2 separate regions of the Mus musculus genome follow, and region 2 is linked to region 1. The links are chromatin loops, found by intact Hi-C in ENCODE. Cell type or tissue: heart. All regions are shown on one strand.

Region 1 (8,000 bases):
CTAGTGAATGTGTGGTTTATTCCATTAATAACTGAGAAAGGACTCTGCTATAATAAGCCTGTTGGCCCTGTTCTTTTTTCTGTTGTGTCAGTGCACACTGGTGCCACTAGATGGACTTCACAACTAATGGACATCTTGTCTCTTGTAGTGGCCAACAGACCTGTGATCACCTTCATGAACTTCACTGGGCTGGGTACCACACTCACGTTATACTAACCCTTGTGTACCGTGTATTTTTTATCTTCTCTCTGCCTTCCTTTTTCCTGTCTCTCTTCCTGCACATTGCCAGCACTCACCCCCATTTTCCATTTCCTGTGGCTTACAGATAATCATGATGCGGTCCTGAGGTTTAATGGGGCACCTACAGACAACTTCCAACAGGATGTGGGCACAAAAACTACCATCCGCCTAGTGAACTCTCAGGTAAGGATTCTTTTCTGCAGAGAGCACATCAGAGGAAGATGACTCCGGTGTGGGCCCTAGTGTTGAGCCTGTCCACATCAAAGCTGCCAGGTTGATTACGTTTCTTGACTTTCCGAGTCCCAGAGATGTCCCTGAAGAAGGGCCAGTGATTCCATGGCCAACCTTGTGATGTGTTGTCCATAAGGTCCTCTCCACGTGAAGAGTATACACAACGGAGCTGCCTAGGGTTGAGGGGAACAGGGTTTTACTTTCTCTTGTAACCATGCAGTTGTGCCTATAATTTTTAGACAAGAGACCAGCAGATCACAGGACATCCAGGGGAGAAAGAGAAGTGTTGTGATAAGTAAGCAAAGATGGTACAGAGCTTGAGGTGGGCCCTAAAACACTGCCCAAGTGTAGGGCACAACATCAGTGCCATAGAAGTCTATGATGTACTAGAATCTACGCATTACTTGATGAATTTTCTAATCCTTCTCTAAGGTAGTAGTAGACATGTTGCTTTCTCAATACTAATAGGAATGTTAGATTTGTTCTTGCCAAAAAGTTCTGTTAGTTAATTTAGTGGGAAAAAACCAAACTGGATTTATGCAAATAGCCCCAACTGCATGGTAGCCAGGCACAGTGGTGTGCATGATAGTCCCAGCCACTGCGAGACTGAGACAGGATTAAGACTCCATATAAAGATAGATAAATAGACAGACAGACAGACAGACACACACACACACACACACACACACACACACAGAGAGAGGGGGGGGATAGACAGATGATAGACAAGTTCTGTACTAAGACTGCCAATGTATTAACCCCACTATTAGCAGTGATGTTTGCTCTTCCCTCAGCAGACACAGTTGCCTTAGATGATCCTCTGTGGATGTATAACCTCTCTACTATTTCAGTCTGCCTCTTACGGCTATAGGGCCTGGAATCGATCAGAATAGTCCACCAGAACTGTGCTAGTGTTGTGGCGTCTTCCTTTCCAGCAGCAGGGCTCCGTGTCTTTATTCCTTTCTCTTTCTTTTCGGACTCGCTGGAGCTTCCAGCTGCTGGAACTCTGCCCTTCTTCCTGTACAGTGTTCTTTGCGTCTGAGGCCCACGGTTGTAAGAGGTGAGGTCAAGGAACACAACTTCTGTGCGTGCGAACTTATTTCTTGTCCCGTCCCCTCCCAGTCTTTTTTTTTGGGGGGGGGGGGAGCAGCATCTTGCATTATTGTCCAGACTAGCCTTGACCTCTGCTCTCCTCTTCCCCTCTCTCAAGTACTGAGAGTCATCCGAAGGAGTCACCATGCCCAGTTTTAAACCTCTGTGTTATTATTTTAATTTAAAAACAGAAGTTATTTTCTATCCTGGCGGTATCTCCAGTGTCCTCCTACTTCCAGGGTCTCTGCTATTCGGCCTCAGGGATTTATCATTATTTTGTAGAGACAGGATCTCTCTCACTGGGGCTTGCGGATTAAGCCAGTTTGACTTGCAGACCCCAGGGATCTGCCTGTCTCTGCCTCCCCAGTCCTGAGGTTACAAGAGCATGCATCTGCCCAGTCTTTCACATGGCTGCTAGGGATGGGAGTTATGCTCTTGTGCTTTCTTCAGCAAGCATTTTACCAACTGAATCATCTCCTTAGTCCTGCATTTTGGGGGTTTCAGTATCACTTTCTTTAGCAATCAAAAAGATGCATGTGAAGAAATAGTTTGGCTAACAAACTTCTCTGATGCAAGTGGCCTTGAGTTTGATGTCAAAGCGGGGCTTGATTCGGAAGGATACTGATGGAGGCCTGCCTGAGGGAGGAACCAGCAGGACAGAGATACTCAGGATGTGAGAGTCTCCTTATCGGGCTGGGCTGAAGGTGGAAGGAGGCAGGATTCATGTTGCCTGGTGGAGGGGGAGGAGGCTAGCCTTTGAGTGCTCAGATTAACACGTCTAGAAAATGTGATATTTAGTTATGATCTTTTATCCCATCCTCTAAAAATCTCTTCATATTTCCACTGGTTTTCTTCTCATGCCCCAGACACAGGAAATCTGAGCTAGAGAGGACAAAGCCCTACAATTCCAGCTGGGGTTTATGTCAAATTTAGGTATCTGTAAAGAGATGTCACGTAGGCATTTACAAGAGAAAGAGAGAGAGAGACAGACAGACAGAGAGATGGAGAGACAGACAGACAGACAGACAGAGACAGAGAAAGACAAACAGACAGAGGCAGAGTTTCATCAAAGTGTATGTCTTGTAGTTGAGGTAGGAGAAGAGGAAGTCTGCTAAAAGGAATTTCAAACACAGAAAACCTTTGTCCCTAAGGAATGTATCGGCCTGTTAAGTGAACCAAGGGAAGAAGGTAATTTTAACAATGAAAGTATCTTAAGAATACAGTAACAAGATGGTATAATTATAGTTCAGTAGCCTACAAGAGTGGCTTTCCACAGTGTTGGGATTTATTGGATGCCAGTAAATTCATACTGTAGCCAAAGCTACAGTGGTTCCAATGGCAGTAACTTACCAGGTAATTCCTGCTTTCTTTGGCAGCCCTAGCCAGAGCAAACGTGGGTTCTTTTATCCTTATCTTAATTTTTAACATTGACTTTCAAGTCACACATTTCATATCACACAAAATATATATCTGTCTATCTATCTATCTATCTATCTATCTATCTATCTATCTATCATCTATCTATCTTTCTATCATCTATCTACTATCTATCCATTTATTTATCCATCATATAGCTACCTATCTCTATCTATCTATCTATCTATCTATCTATCTATCTATCTATCTATCTATTCATCTATCTATTTATATATCATCTATCTATCTATCTATCTATCTATCTATCTATCTATCTATCTATCTATCTACGTGTGTATGTGAAGAGGTTGAAGAGTGACTGAAAGAACTAAATGGCTATTGCAGGGGTGTTCATAGGTTTATGAAGGCCTACGACGGGGAAATTGATAGAAATGTAAGGGGCAAGATATCAGTGTTAGGCTTCAGGGTCAGAACTGAGCTATAGAGTCTAGTGGAGCTGTATAGACAAAAGGGCAGGAGCAGGTCAAGATGAATGAACAGGCAGGTGGGCAGGTCTGGGTGGGAGAAGAGAATGTAGGTAGATGGTAATTCTGTTAGACTATCAAAAGCAGGACTAAACCAAGCTGAACCCTGGAGAACAATGGCGAGATCTGCCAGTTGGTCCTTTGACATGCATACTAGGGTGGTCAGCAGCTGACAGGTTGCTGGGGGTCACTGCCACTGTAGTTTTAAGTGTTTGCCTCGCTATGATCTAGTGTATCCAGTAAGTTTTCTGGTCTGATTTACCTGATATGCCTTTAAGATACCTATGTTATGCCCTTCCTTCTCAATTCACTCTGATAAATTGACAGGGTGGCACCCTTCCTACTCCCAGGAATAAATCGTTCATCAGTCTGTGCATGTGAGTGGTGCCGGACATGTCCACACTGGTACAGAGTCATCCTCCCTCCTCAAGATGGTGTCAAAACCTCCTTGAGAATGGATTCTCTCAGGATGGCACAGACTGATAGACCACTGTTTTACACAATGCAGGGTAACTTGGAGCAGGGCACTGGCGTTTCTATTCTTTTCATGGTGTAGATGAGATGGAGCTGAGTAAATTTAAAAACCAACACAGGTAGAAAGGAAGCCTCTGGGGAGGTGCCCAGGAGGAAGCCCCCCCCAAGCCTGTCTCCCTCCTAGACCACCACTGTGACCAGTAGAGATGACACTATTTTGGGACTTATAGGTCTTAGGTGACTTAGAGCTTCAGGTTTAAATGGGAAACTGGTTAATTTGGGTCAATCTGTGCTGTTAGCATCTATAAGCCCCCACTTCCCATTCTTAACTCCAGGACACGGCAGCTGTGTACACAGTCCTAGATTAGTCTAGATAGAGATCAGGTCTTGCTAATTGCTGTTTGTTATCACAGGGATAAAAGCTCAGAGTAGATGGCCAAGGTCATCACTACACTTCCTCCTTATTGTTAAAAGCAGCTTCCTCTCTGGCAAAGATTTTAAAGCCCAGATCTCCCCCTCTTTACCCTTTTAGGAGACAGATATTGAAAACTAGTTCATTTAAAACAGCATAACGGGACATTTGACTTCGTTTTATTATTACTACAAATACATGAGACATTCAGTTTACAAGGAGAAAATGCTGGGGCTAGAGAGAAGACTCACTGGTTAGCAGTGTGCACTGGTCCAGTAGAGGACCCGAGTTGGGTCCCCAGCATCTATGCCAAGTGGCTCACAAGGGTCATCTTAGAAGACGCTGAGCTCTGAGGGCTCTAGTGCTCATGCACACACACCTCTAGATGCAATTTAAAATGATAATAAATCTTAAGAACAAGAAAATATTTACTTTGGCTCCCAGTTACATGAGAGCCTGTGCTGAGACAGCACGCCATTGCTCACTTTGTGTACGGGACTAGAGAAAGGGGAAGTCCAAGTGCTCTCTTCCAAGACTCGTTCCTAACAAACAAAGGCATCTCACTGGGCTATCCCACCCTTCAATGTTAGTCATAGGCAGGGAGGAGATTCTGGCAATGGAACACTCATCAGAAGCATCTTGTTAACTGACCCAGCCGAAGAGAAAGGGAACTGGACTGGTTCGCATCAGCTTCCAGCAAGCCCAGGCCTTGAAGTCATTTGGAACAGTTTGTCCACAGCTGATTTCTAGGTGGTATCTGTCAGCAAGGTGGAAATCTGCTAAATCAGATATAGACTAGGGATAGAAGTTAAAGTCAAGAAACTTAAAGGAAAAAAATATTACATTTGTAGCTTTCAGGACCCTAGTCCTGGTGGTTAGGGGAGGAATCCCAAAGTGGGGGGGAGTTGAGTTGGGGAGGGAGTGATATAGGCACAGACAACTAGGGTGTACTTATCTAGAGTCTGTTTGATCTGTGAGAGGTAGATCCAAAACGGAACGACTTCCACAACTCCCTGAAGTATTTTTGATTTTTTTTTTTAGTTTAAAAAAAGAGATAAAAATTTTAGATTTGATAGCGTTATCATTGTTCACAATCCGCACTGAAATCCACATTGTAGAAAAAGCAGCTAATTCTGTAAACAGAGTAGAAGCATGCTTATGAGCTAGCAGAAGCGATGGGTTTGCCTTAAAAAGTATGGACATTTGCTTCTCTGTCCAGAGGGCTGGGTACCCAGATTGAGCCGAGATGGTTTTAGCCCGGTCAGAAGCAGACAACCAAAGGAAACGTCAGATCTTGAGCTTGTGACTAGTAATGGTAATCCGTGCTTTACCAGTTTATCAGAATTCCGTTAATCGATGTTAGAACTCTGAACTTCTGAGATCTTAGTATAACAACAACATCATAGAAGGGGACGGAAATTTGAAACATTTTGTATTCTCTCATTTTTTTCATATATCTTAAATAACTTCCTAAGGCCTTCAGAACTTACACAATATTTTACATCCACAGAAGTTGCTTTCTTAGACCCCTGTAACTTACATAGACTTCACATCCCTTTCTTTCCGATATAAATCATTTGACAGAGACATAAGTAGTTATTACTGAGAGCTGTGACTGCAGATGGTAAAGGGGGGAAGGGGATGTTGATATCATTAGACTACTTCCTGCTGATTGGGGCACCAAGTTCCTTGGGGCATGTCTAATCTTCATTGTCAGGATATCTCCAACCAGCCAATAGCAGCAGCAAGGGCAGCAGCTGCTGCCACCTCTCTTGGGGCTGAATATCCGAATTGGTATTCTTTTAGTATCAGAATAAAACTTTGAGTCATAAATACAGTTCACAGGGACACTGGGAACTTACTTCCCCAGGCCTTCCATGGCGCACCATTACAGATTGTCACAGTTCCTTAGGTGACTCTTATCTAAATAGCTAACGATTAACAAAGTTGGCACAGACTAAGAGACTAGGCGTCCATTCTTTGGTCAGTCTCTGTCAGCCTGGATAGTCCCTGGTTAGGAAGACATTCCATGGTCTCTTTGCCAGACTGCTTAGGTCACTGACTTACTGCATCCCATGATAGGAATATTCTAGGTTCCTCTGTTTGGTGCTGATAGCTGCAGCTCTAATTCGTTAGCCATTCATTCATTCATTACTTATTTATTTGAAGATTACATATTAATAAACTGGGCCGTGGTGGAGGACATTTTTAATCCCAGTACTTGGAGGGCAGAAGCAGGCAGATCTGTGTGAATCTGAGTCCAGCCTGGTCTACAAAGCGAGTTCCAGGTCAGCCAGGGCTGTTACACAAAGAAACCCTGTCTTAAAAAAACCAACCAAACAACCAAACAAACAAAACAAAATGAAAACAAACAAACAAAACCAAAAAAAATCCCCAAAGAGCATATTAGTCGACATCTAATATAAAGCATTTTAGAAACTTAAAATATGGGCTGGTGAGATGGCTCAGTGGGTAAGAGCACCCGACTGCTCTTCCAAAGGTCCAGAGTTCAAATCCCAGCAACCACATGGTGGCTCACAACCATCCGCAACAAGATCTGACTCCCTCTTCTGGAGTGTCTGAAGACAGCTACAGTGTACTTAATATATACTGATGAGTGTTCCATTGCCAGAATCTCCTCCCTGCCTATGACTAACATTGAAGGGTGGGATAGCCCAGTGAGATGCCTTTGTATATTAAGTATTAATATATATTAATAAATAAATCTTTAAAAAAAAAGAAACTTAAAATATCTCATAGCCTTATAAATGTAAATATTTAAAGGAAATATCTAACTTTTTAATTTAAAGTTTCAAAACTCCTAAATTTCCCTTTTAAAAAAAGTTAAAAATCTGTCTATTGTAAACTCCAATAATATATATATATATAAATACTCTATTTTATTGTAAGAGAGACAAAACAGGGCACAGCCACAGTGGGGACAAAGCAAAACCAAACTCCAACAGTGCAAACAACTCAATGTTCAGTGTCTGGGATTCACTCATCTGGGCTTCCCCTAAGGGCTTGGGTCCCCTCTGTGGCCCCACCCTGGGCAGCACACACAGACAGGCACACACAGCAGGTCTCCTAGGCTCCAGCTGGCTCTGTTTCTGGCTGCCTCCATCCCGATGGGGGACAGCAGCTAAGATGGCAACAGACAAGCCACATGTTGCTTATAGCCCAAGATGGCATCATACCATATGGTTCCTTTAAGGTTACCTATGTATAGATTTTTAACTGTCAACCTCTCATGTTACAAATTTTAAGTTAACTTTTTTTTTTGTTACAGATTTTACAGATTTTTAACCATACCCAGTAAACATACAAATTTTGAGGTACAGAAAGTTTACATAATGAATAGTCTTACAGATCTTGAGCTAAGGTTTACATCTTAGCAAAAGTTTTAGGCAGTTAAATGAAACCAATAATCTAATTCCTGTTGTTGTTTTGCTTTGCTCTCCCATCTCTGTCACAAAGTCAAGTGGCCTGTCTGACAGAGGACAATTGGAGGTTACCCAAGCATGCTTGGGTCTACAGGAGGGAGAGTCATAGCCCACTCCAGAGTCAACTTTTCAATAAAGTAGAGCAACATTAAACAACTTTAATATTATCCATACCCAAAAGATATTTGAATCCCTGCCAAACTGAAT
Region 2 (8,000 bases), 93 kb before region 1:
TAAGCTCTTTCTTTTCTTCCATCCAGAACTTGCTCAGAGGTACACATGACTGAATGGTTACAAGTTAATTGATGCATGTGATGATTCAAGTGTGTCAGCCTAGGGAGAAAGGTTTCGAAATGTTCTCTGAAAGAGGAAACAGCTCAGCTAGGTGTCCGAAGGTAGCAGGGTTACCCTTTTGACAGGAGGGTGAGAAAGGGCTATATATACAACAGAGGGTCAAGGGTGAGGGTCAGCATGCTGATGTGTTGAGGTTGATCCTGAGGAGGAACATCAGAGTCGGGAAGTGGTGAGAGACGAGGCTAGGTACTTGTGTGCGCAGGACAGTCTTTCCTCATTCCCTCTGTACCATGCACTATTATTACCTGTTTTTGTGGGCGAGGAAACAAAAGCGGAGGCAGTCTGGTGACTTGTTCAAAGGCAGATCATTCGGTGAGCTGAGGTGCTTGGGCATCTTGCTCTCCAGTCAGGCATTTGGCCTTCACTCCAGGGCCTGCAGGGGCAAGCTGAAGTCTGGTTTTTGCTGGCCAAGATAACCTTCCTTGTCTTTCAGTCTTTCCAGGGGAGCATCCCTGGTCAAATCTTTGTTTATCCACCTGCCTCTCAGCATTAGTCCCCTTTGCTACACCAAGGCCGGCTGCCTGATGTCCCCCTCTCCTGTGGCTTGGTTTTGTCTTCTATTTATTCAGCCAACCAGTAGACTAGAAATGTCAAAAGAAACCTTTATGTGTGACAAAAAGGATGATGAAGGGCTTTTTTTTCTTAAAACATTTCAGATTCCTATGGGAGTTTAGGCATTACCTGGGACACATCTGGGATTGGCATGGGCATTGTGGGGGGTCTGGAGGGGTGGAGCAAGGGTCTGTGGCTGGACTGGACTGGTAGGAAGGATTTGGGAAGGAACGGAATTCACTTACAAACAAAACTGTTCTGTCTTACCCAACCATAAATGAGCTCTTGGGCTGTTGTCTTCATCTCCCAGAGTAATTTCTGGTTTGGAGCTGGTCTTTGGTTAGGTGTAGCATAGATACTCAAAGTAAAGTTTATTGAAAATTATTAAATTGAGAACTCAAAGACAGATCATTGAAATTACGGGCTGAAATAAAACCATAGAATTACAAAAAAAATAAAATAAAAACAAAAACAACAACAACAACAACAACAACAACAAAAACAACTGAGGAGAACACAAACGATGTTCTTAGAGAAAATTAATAGATAACCTGCAAGTATCATGGCAGCTTAGTGGAGGACACTCTCCCAGAGTAAGTGAAGCTCTGGGTTCAGCCCCCAGCAACGTACACACCTTGGTAGGGGAACTGGATGTAGCCATTAAACACCAAGATGGTGGCAGCGTAGGGGAGCCTAAGGAAAATCCATAGCATGTGCTGAGGACAACAGAAATAGACCTGAAGTCTCAAGGTTGTACCAAGGGGGTCCTTTAGAATGACCATAGGGGGATTTCTAAGAATTCTATTTAAAAAATCTTTATTGCATGGGAGTTGTATAAGGTCACTGTCATGTAAATATATAATGTGCTCTGATCACACTTCCTTCCAATCCCTATGGTCAACCATCAGGGAACCCTTAAGAGGCACACGTCATTCTTGTCATTGCCCAAAACTTGGTCCCATACCACAGCTGGCTGCAGAGGTCTCCAGATGGGGGTTGTCTGATCTGGAAGTTGGCGCCAGAGAAGGCTTTTCAGTACTGACAGTTATGAGGGTAAAATTGACTGAATGCTAAACCAGACAGGACAGCCTGGGAGATCACAGCTCTAAAAACAAACCCAGAACAGAACAACTTGCTTAGGCTTATCTAAATGGCATCATTGACCCATGAGTGGGCAGAGGGCAGATCAGGTGAGAGACTCAGATGAGCAGGACATTGTCTTTTCATGGGTTTTGGGGACGCAATCGTGTAGACAACCTCCAGGCAAAAGAAAGCACACTGTAGATCACAAGACTCATAAGCTGCTGCGCGGTGGAGGGAGGCCTCTTGGAGGAGACTGTTTGGCCTGGGTGCTGAAGGTGAGTTCTGCGGTTTGATTTGAGAAAAGGGAGTCGTGAGAATACTGAGGAGGAGTGAAGTGTGTGGCCTGCAGGGCCATTGTGAGTGACTTGTGGCCGGAGAGCAAGGGCGAATGCATGCACAGCTGCTCTTGACCGTGTAGCCTCGGCATGCTAGCAAGCACACACCAGTTTGGATAAACTGAACGTTTGGCCCTGGTGTATAAACTGAAGCCATGATCTCTCTGAGGCAGGGTTGGGGAAAAGCTTTATCGTAGATATGAGGCATCTGGAAGAGGCGAATACAGAATGAGAGAGAGAGAGAGAGAGAGAGAGGGAGAGAGAGAGAGAGAGAGAGAGATAGAGAGAGAGAATAGATTGAACATAGCCACCAGACTGGACCTGGCCATGAGAGGAGAGAGAGAAGGATGGGGAGAGCGAGAGAGGAGAGAGAGTGTGGGCAGAGGAGACCAAGAGAGGATGCCTAGAGAGGAAGACAAGAGAGCAAGTAGCCAAAAATAGTAGGGTTCTATAGGAATGAGAAGCTGGGGGAGGGGAGCCCAGGAGCTGGAGAAGTTTAGGCTAGGGGGAGGGGTGAAGGAGCCTGGAGGCCTCTGTATGCTTTGATAGGCTAATAGGCCCACCGATAACCTTCTATCCTCCTTGATAGTGACAAGAAATTGGCTGCTTTGATAGGGGAAATGGGTGCCAGAATTTTGGGGGATGGAGTTTTCTTTGGCCCTGACAGCAGCCCCATGTAACACAGTTGTTTTTCCTGCACTGATGAAGGCACGGTATTCAAAGTGGTTTACCTAAAGTAATTCAGTGTAAAGTTGTGCCTTAAACCCTGTGGGCTCTCTGAATTCCAAAGCCTGTGGTTTCCTCTTGTGCTATGACTTGTGGGCCATAGGGACACCTGATTAGCTACCTTACTGAAACAAACTTTACAAAAGGCAAATGTGAGATATGCTTTTCACAGATTGCAATTTTTTTAAGCATGAAATAGTTTATTTAGGGCATGGGGAAGGGAGTTGAGAGGGTAGTAGGGACAGAGAAAGTGAGGGAGGGGGCGGGGAAGAAGGAGAGGGTAAGAGGAGAAGAGATGGGAGGGGAGGGGAGGGGAGGCTGGCCATAAACACATGGAGGGGGTGGGGGGAGAAGGGGTGATGAGGGAAGAGGGCAAGAGAGTAAGGGAGCAAGAGCCACAGGCAGCATTTTATCAATGAGCTTCCTATACATGTACTTACATACTTCTATTTACCTGTCAAAGAAACTATACTTTAGCTTATGGTGTCTTAGTTACTGTTACACTACTGTGAAGAGACATCATGACCATGGCAAACTCTTCTAAAGAAAGCATTTGATTGGTGGCTTGCTTACAGTTTTAAAGAGTTAGTCCCTGATTGTCACAGTGGGAAGCAGACAGGTATGGCACTGGTGCCTTAGCTAAGAGTTTTCTATTCTGGTTCACAGGCATCAGGAGAGAGACAGAGACAGAGACAGAGAGACAGACACAGAGAGACAAAGACAGAAACACAGACAGAGAGACAGACACAGACAGACTAGACCTGGCATGGTCTCTTGAAACCTCAAAGCCCACCCCCAGTGACACACCTTCTCCAACAAGGCCATAGCCCCTAATCCTTCCCAAACAATTCTATTCCCTTTAAATGTAAGCATTTAAATTATGAGATATGGAGACCTTTCTTGTCTGAATCACCTCAGGTTGTAAATTTTGTAGCTAAAGTTTTAGATTTGACAACAATCTATTGTCCAGACTCTCTAGTATCTCGCTGCTATATGATCCCAGCATACGTAATGACACCCTAATTTCCTTCTCATTAAAAGGTTTTTTGTTTTGTTTTTTTGTTTTTTGTTTTTGTTTTTTTTTTTTTTGTTTTTTGTTTTTTGTTTTGTTTTTTTTTTTTTTTTTTTTGAGACAGGGTTTCTCTTGAGTTCTGTCCTGGAACTCACTTTGTAAACCAGGCTGGCCTCAAACTCAGAAATCCGCCTGCCTCCCAAGTGCTGGGATTAAAGGCATGCGCCACCACCGCCCAGCGTGTCATGAGTTTTTAAAGTTTAAATTAGGCTACAGATATTACAGGATGCATAAAGATAGAAGAGCCACATAGAGGGTTTGCTACTGTGGACACAGGCTTTGCCTTCCCGAAGGTGTACAACGGCTGAAGCACCCACAGGTAGGTGTCTGAGTGCTCCTAGCCACAGACTGGGTCCCTGAAGTGTTGAAATAAGTGACTTGGTCAAGAGGCACAACACTCTGCATCCTGATTCAGATAAGCAGCCCTGGCTTTCAGTGGGAGGCGGCAGAGAGGGCTTGGCAGGCACCTGTGTTGCCTGGCCTGGTGAGGGAGTCTTTCTCCTGTCTTCCAGCTTGCTGGGGAATGCCTGGGCTAGGGAGTTGGTCTGGATGGCTGTCAACAGCTCAGCGAGGGTGGAGGAGGGTGTCCAGACGTGTGTACTACAAGGAGGAATGTGAGAACTGCCAGGCAAGCAGTTCCCCTTCCATATCTGGGAAAGGCTGGTGGTCGGGAAAGAGACAGGCAGGATAGGGTTGGCAGGATGTGTGGTAGCAGTCTTCATTCTGTATGGGTACCTATGAGGACAAACTATATTCAGGAGGAAGGGCATCTAGCTCTCAGGCTGTTTTAATGTGGCCTGGAGTATCTTCCTTCTACTTTAGGAAGAATAGAGAGGGCCCTGGCATGGCCTGGAGGCTCAAAAGCCTTAGCATAGGGGAATGTGTGCCCACATGTGTAGGCATGGCCACACTACTGTAAATACCTAGTGCACCCCGTAGTGTTGAAGGGCTCCACCTGTCTGAATCCACCGATCTTTCAGCTTATGAGAGCCAGGCCTATGTCACCATGCTCAGTGGTAGACAGCCTTAGCCTTGCCCAAATGAGGCCCTGAAGCTGACAGAGAAAAGAGGATTTCTTTCATCTCTTGAACCGTAGTTATTTGTTAGAATGCGGTTTCTTGGATGGTTAGTATTGTGCACAGCTTCAAGCCCAGCACATGACTGAGCACTGGGGCGTCTCCTGGAATGAGCTCAGCAACCCTGGTGGTCATAGGCCACGCTTGGCCTCGACACATGCACAGCAGCCCTGCAGGGGAGGCCGGGAGAGCAGGTAGAGGGAGCCGTAGCCGTCTGGGGCAAGCACCACCTTGCAGCTGTGCTCGGCTCATGAAAGAGTCCTTTTTTCCTACCTGTCAATTACGACCTTCGGAGGGAGAGTCAAGCAGAAATGGAAGAGGAAGTGTGGTGTGGCTCTCCATGTGAACTATGCTGGGGAGCCAGGCTTGGAGCCTTGCTTGTCTGAGCCCCTTGGGAACCAAGTATATCAGAGTTTGTTCCAGATGGGAGAGGGAAGGAGGCAGCCTGCCAGCTCTGACAAATGCTGCTTGCTGTAGGGCTGGAGGCTGCTGGCCCAGGGCCTGAGCTGGAGGAGGCTAATGATAGTGTGAGGAATCAATCAATCCCCCAGATGAGGGAGGCTTCCTGCTAGAGGCATGTGGCTGCTTTTCTTTTCATCTTCACAATGAATGTCTTATTCTGGGCTGTCCATTTGGGAAAGGGAGGGAGCAGGCAAAGAGGAGCCCTGCAGCCTCGCCCAGGGCAGCACTCCTGCATTGGAAGCGTCTGTCCGTCCGCCCTACCCATGCCTTCAGGGACCGTCTTGGTGACTCAACAGGATGAGGCTGAGCAGTTTGCTGCTACCCAGTCACCTTTACAGTCTCCCTTCCTCAGGAAGCCCTTAGCTTTTGGGGGAAAGTCACATGCTTTCCAGCTAGGTGGACTTGGGTTTAAATTCTAGATGTGTTGTTTGTTGTTAACTCTTTGAACTTGGAGACTGAACTTCTCAGATGCTCATTTTGCGTCCTAGTCTGCAGTAATTCTTCCAACATCATAGCATTGACATGCATGCTTCAAGTAGAGCTGGACACATGACTGTGATCAACAAATAGCTGTTTCAAAGACCACAACTCAGTATCCAGAATCTACAAAGTACTGCAGAGAGAGGGGTGGTGGTGGTGGCAGAGACAGACACACGAGAGGTGGGGGGCAGAGACCCAGGAGACAACTGCCAATCTACAATAGGCTGAAGAAAAAGGAACAGGTAGATCTCAAAAGAAGAAACACAAATGGTCAGCAAATGTTTTAAAAAGTGTTCAACATCCCTAGTCATCAGGGGAATGATTTGAGATACTTACTGTCACATCCTAGTCAGAATGGCTGTCATCAATATATCTGATTACAAATGTTGGAGAGGATGTAGGGGAAGAGAAACCATTATCCATTGCTGTGCGAGTCCAAATTATACAGCCATGGTGCAAATAAATGGAGACTCCACAAATAAATAAATTTTAAAAAATTGCCGTAAATATTTAAAAAGAACCGCCAAGTTCCTACGCTCCATCCAACTACTCTCTGCCCACCAACTCTCTGGCAGGGCCGGAGCTCCCGAGTTCCCTTCGCTGCCATACCAGCCCCATGCAACGACCGTCTACCCCTCAGCCAGCGACCACAACACCCAGCAACCTGGTAGAAACAAAACTCTAGAAGTTTATAATTAAGTCAGATTTATATATCAATAAATTCTCAATTCACAAGATGCCCACACAATAATTTCAGAGCCAATCAATAATGATATAAGCTGCCCACCTAGATCAGACAAGTTATCCCAATTATTCCATTCCTATATGATATTCATAACTACCTGTGGCTATTTAAAACCATGTGAGATCAGGATCTTCTTCCTGTCTGTCCGCCTCCATCTTGGCTTCTTTTCTCTCCTCTCTGAGTCGTTCTCTGACCCTGCAACTCTTCACTCTGCTTCCCTTTTCCCTGTCCAATCACAGGCCTCCTGCTGCCCCACCATTGTCCTCCTGGGCAATGAGACTCTATGCCCTACCACAGAGATACTTGAACCTCCATCTGTGTTCATTGCTGCTCTTTTTTACAGTAGCAAGGAAACAGAATCAACTTAGATGGCATTCAACAGATGAATGGATTATGAAAATGTGGAACTTTCACAGAGCGGGATACTATACAGCTGTGAAGGAAAAAAGAAAGAAAGAAAGAAAGAAAGAAAGAAAGAAAGAAAGAAAGAAAGAAAGAAAGTAAGTTGCAGGAAAATGGAAGGTCCAGAAAAGTATAATGTTGAGTGAGGTGACTTTACCTCGGAAAGGCAACAAGCCACATGTCTGTCCTCATATTCGGCTTCTGTCCTGTAGTCTATATGTGCCCTAGGTCAATGGGTGTGAGTGGGGGCAAACTTTAGAAAGGAGGCCACGTAAGGAAGGACAGAGTGTAGGCAGAAGGGCCAGAGTCAGGGAAGAGAGTATTAAAGCTGTTACTTTCTAGTTTCAACGTCATCATAGTGTTTTCTTTTCTTTCATTCTGTAGGGAGTGGGTATGTGGATTCAATTTTCCTGTTTCCAAGTAGCAACAATCATGTTTGCATTCCAGAAGAGTCCAGCATGTGTTCTTCCTTTGAGGCAGTGCTTGTGGAAGCTGGGCCTTCTTTTTAATTCCATTGACCACTCGAGCAATAGAAGTGGACATGACTAGTGCCTTAGTTAGGGTTGCTGAGAAGAGACACCATGACCAAGTCATCTCTTGTAAAGGACAACATTTAATTAGGGCTGGCTTACAGTTGCAGACGGTCAGTCCATTATCATCATGGTAGGGAGCATGGCAGTGTCTGCTAGAGGAGCTGAGAGTTCTATATCTTGATCTGAAGGCAGCCAGGAGTGGACCTGAGCATAGGAGACCCCAAAGCCTGCCTACACAGTGACACACCTCCTCCAACAAGGCCACACCTCCTAATGGTGGCACTCATTCCCCATGAGCCAAGCATTTGAGCACATGAGTCTGTGGGGGCCATTCCTAGTGCAGCTACCACGATGAGTTTGGAAGATTTGTCATGTCAGCCCACTTAGAAAGTGTGATCCTTTCGTTTAGATTTA

What was found. Peaks named below come from ENCODE experiments on the same cell type or tissue, not always from the same donor. Only the 100,000 strongest peaks of a DNase experiment are listed, where the experiment ranks them.
Region 2: it touches region 1 in a loop (1.8-fold over the local background); 2 of 42 quality-filtered maps call a loop at or near these places.

Annotation. Positions count from the first base shown.
Region 1 is chr16:23,328,017-23,336,016 of GRCm38, forward strand. It overlaps St6gal1 (beta galactoside alpha 2,6 sialyltransferase 1), which reads left to right. Exons shown (of 8, transcript NM_145933.4): 5 at 326-423. Among named protein-coding and RNA genes, the nearest start is that of Gm30814, 5.3 kb to the left of the region's middle. In heart, no CTCF peak of the experiment used is centred here; a DNase peak (open chromatin) is centred at 4,935.
Region 2 is chr16:23,235,411-23,243,410 of GRCm38, forward strand. The region is part of intron 1 of St6gal1 (beta galactoside alpha 2,6 sialyltransferase 1); the gene reads left to right. Among named protein-coding and RNA genes, the nearest start is that of BC106179, 14 kb to the left of the region's middle. In heart, CTCF peaks have their summits at 4,340 and 5,144; DNase peaks (open chromatin) are centred at 4,401 and 5,401; H3K4me3 peaks cover 509 bases; H3K27ac peaks cover 1,166 bases; H3K27me3 peaks cover 1,007 bases.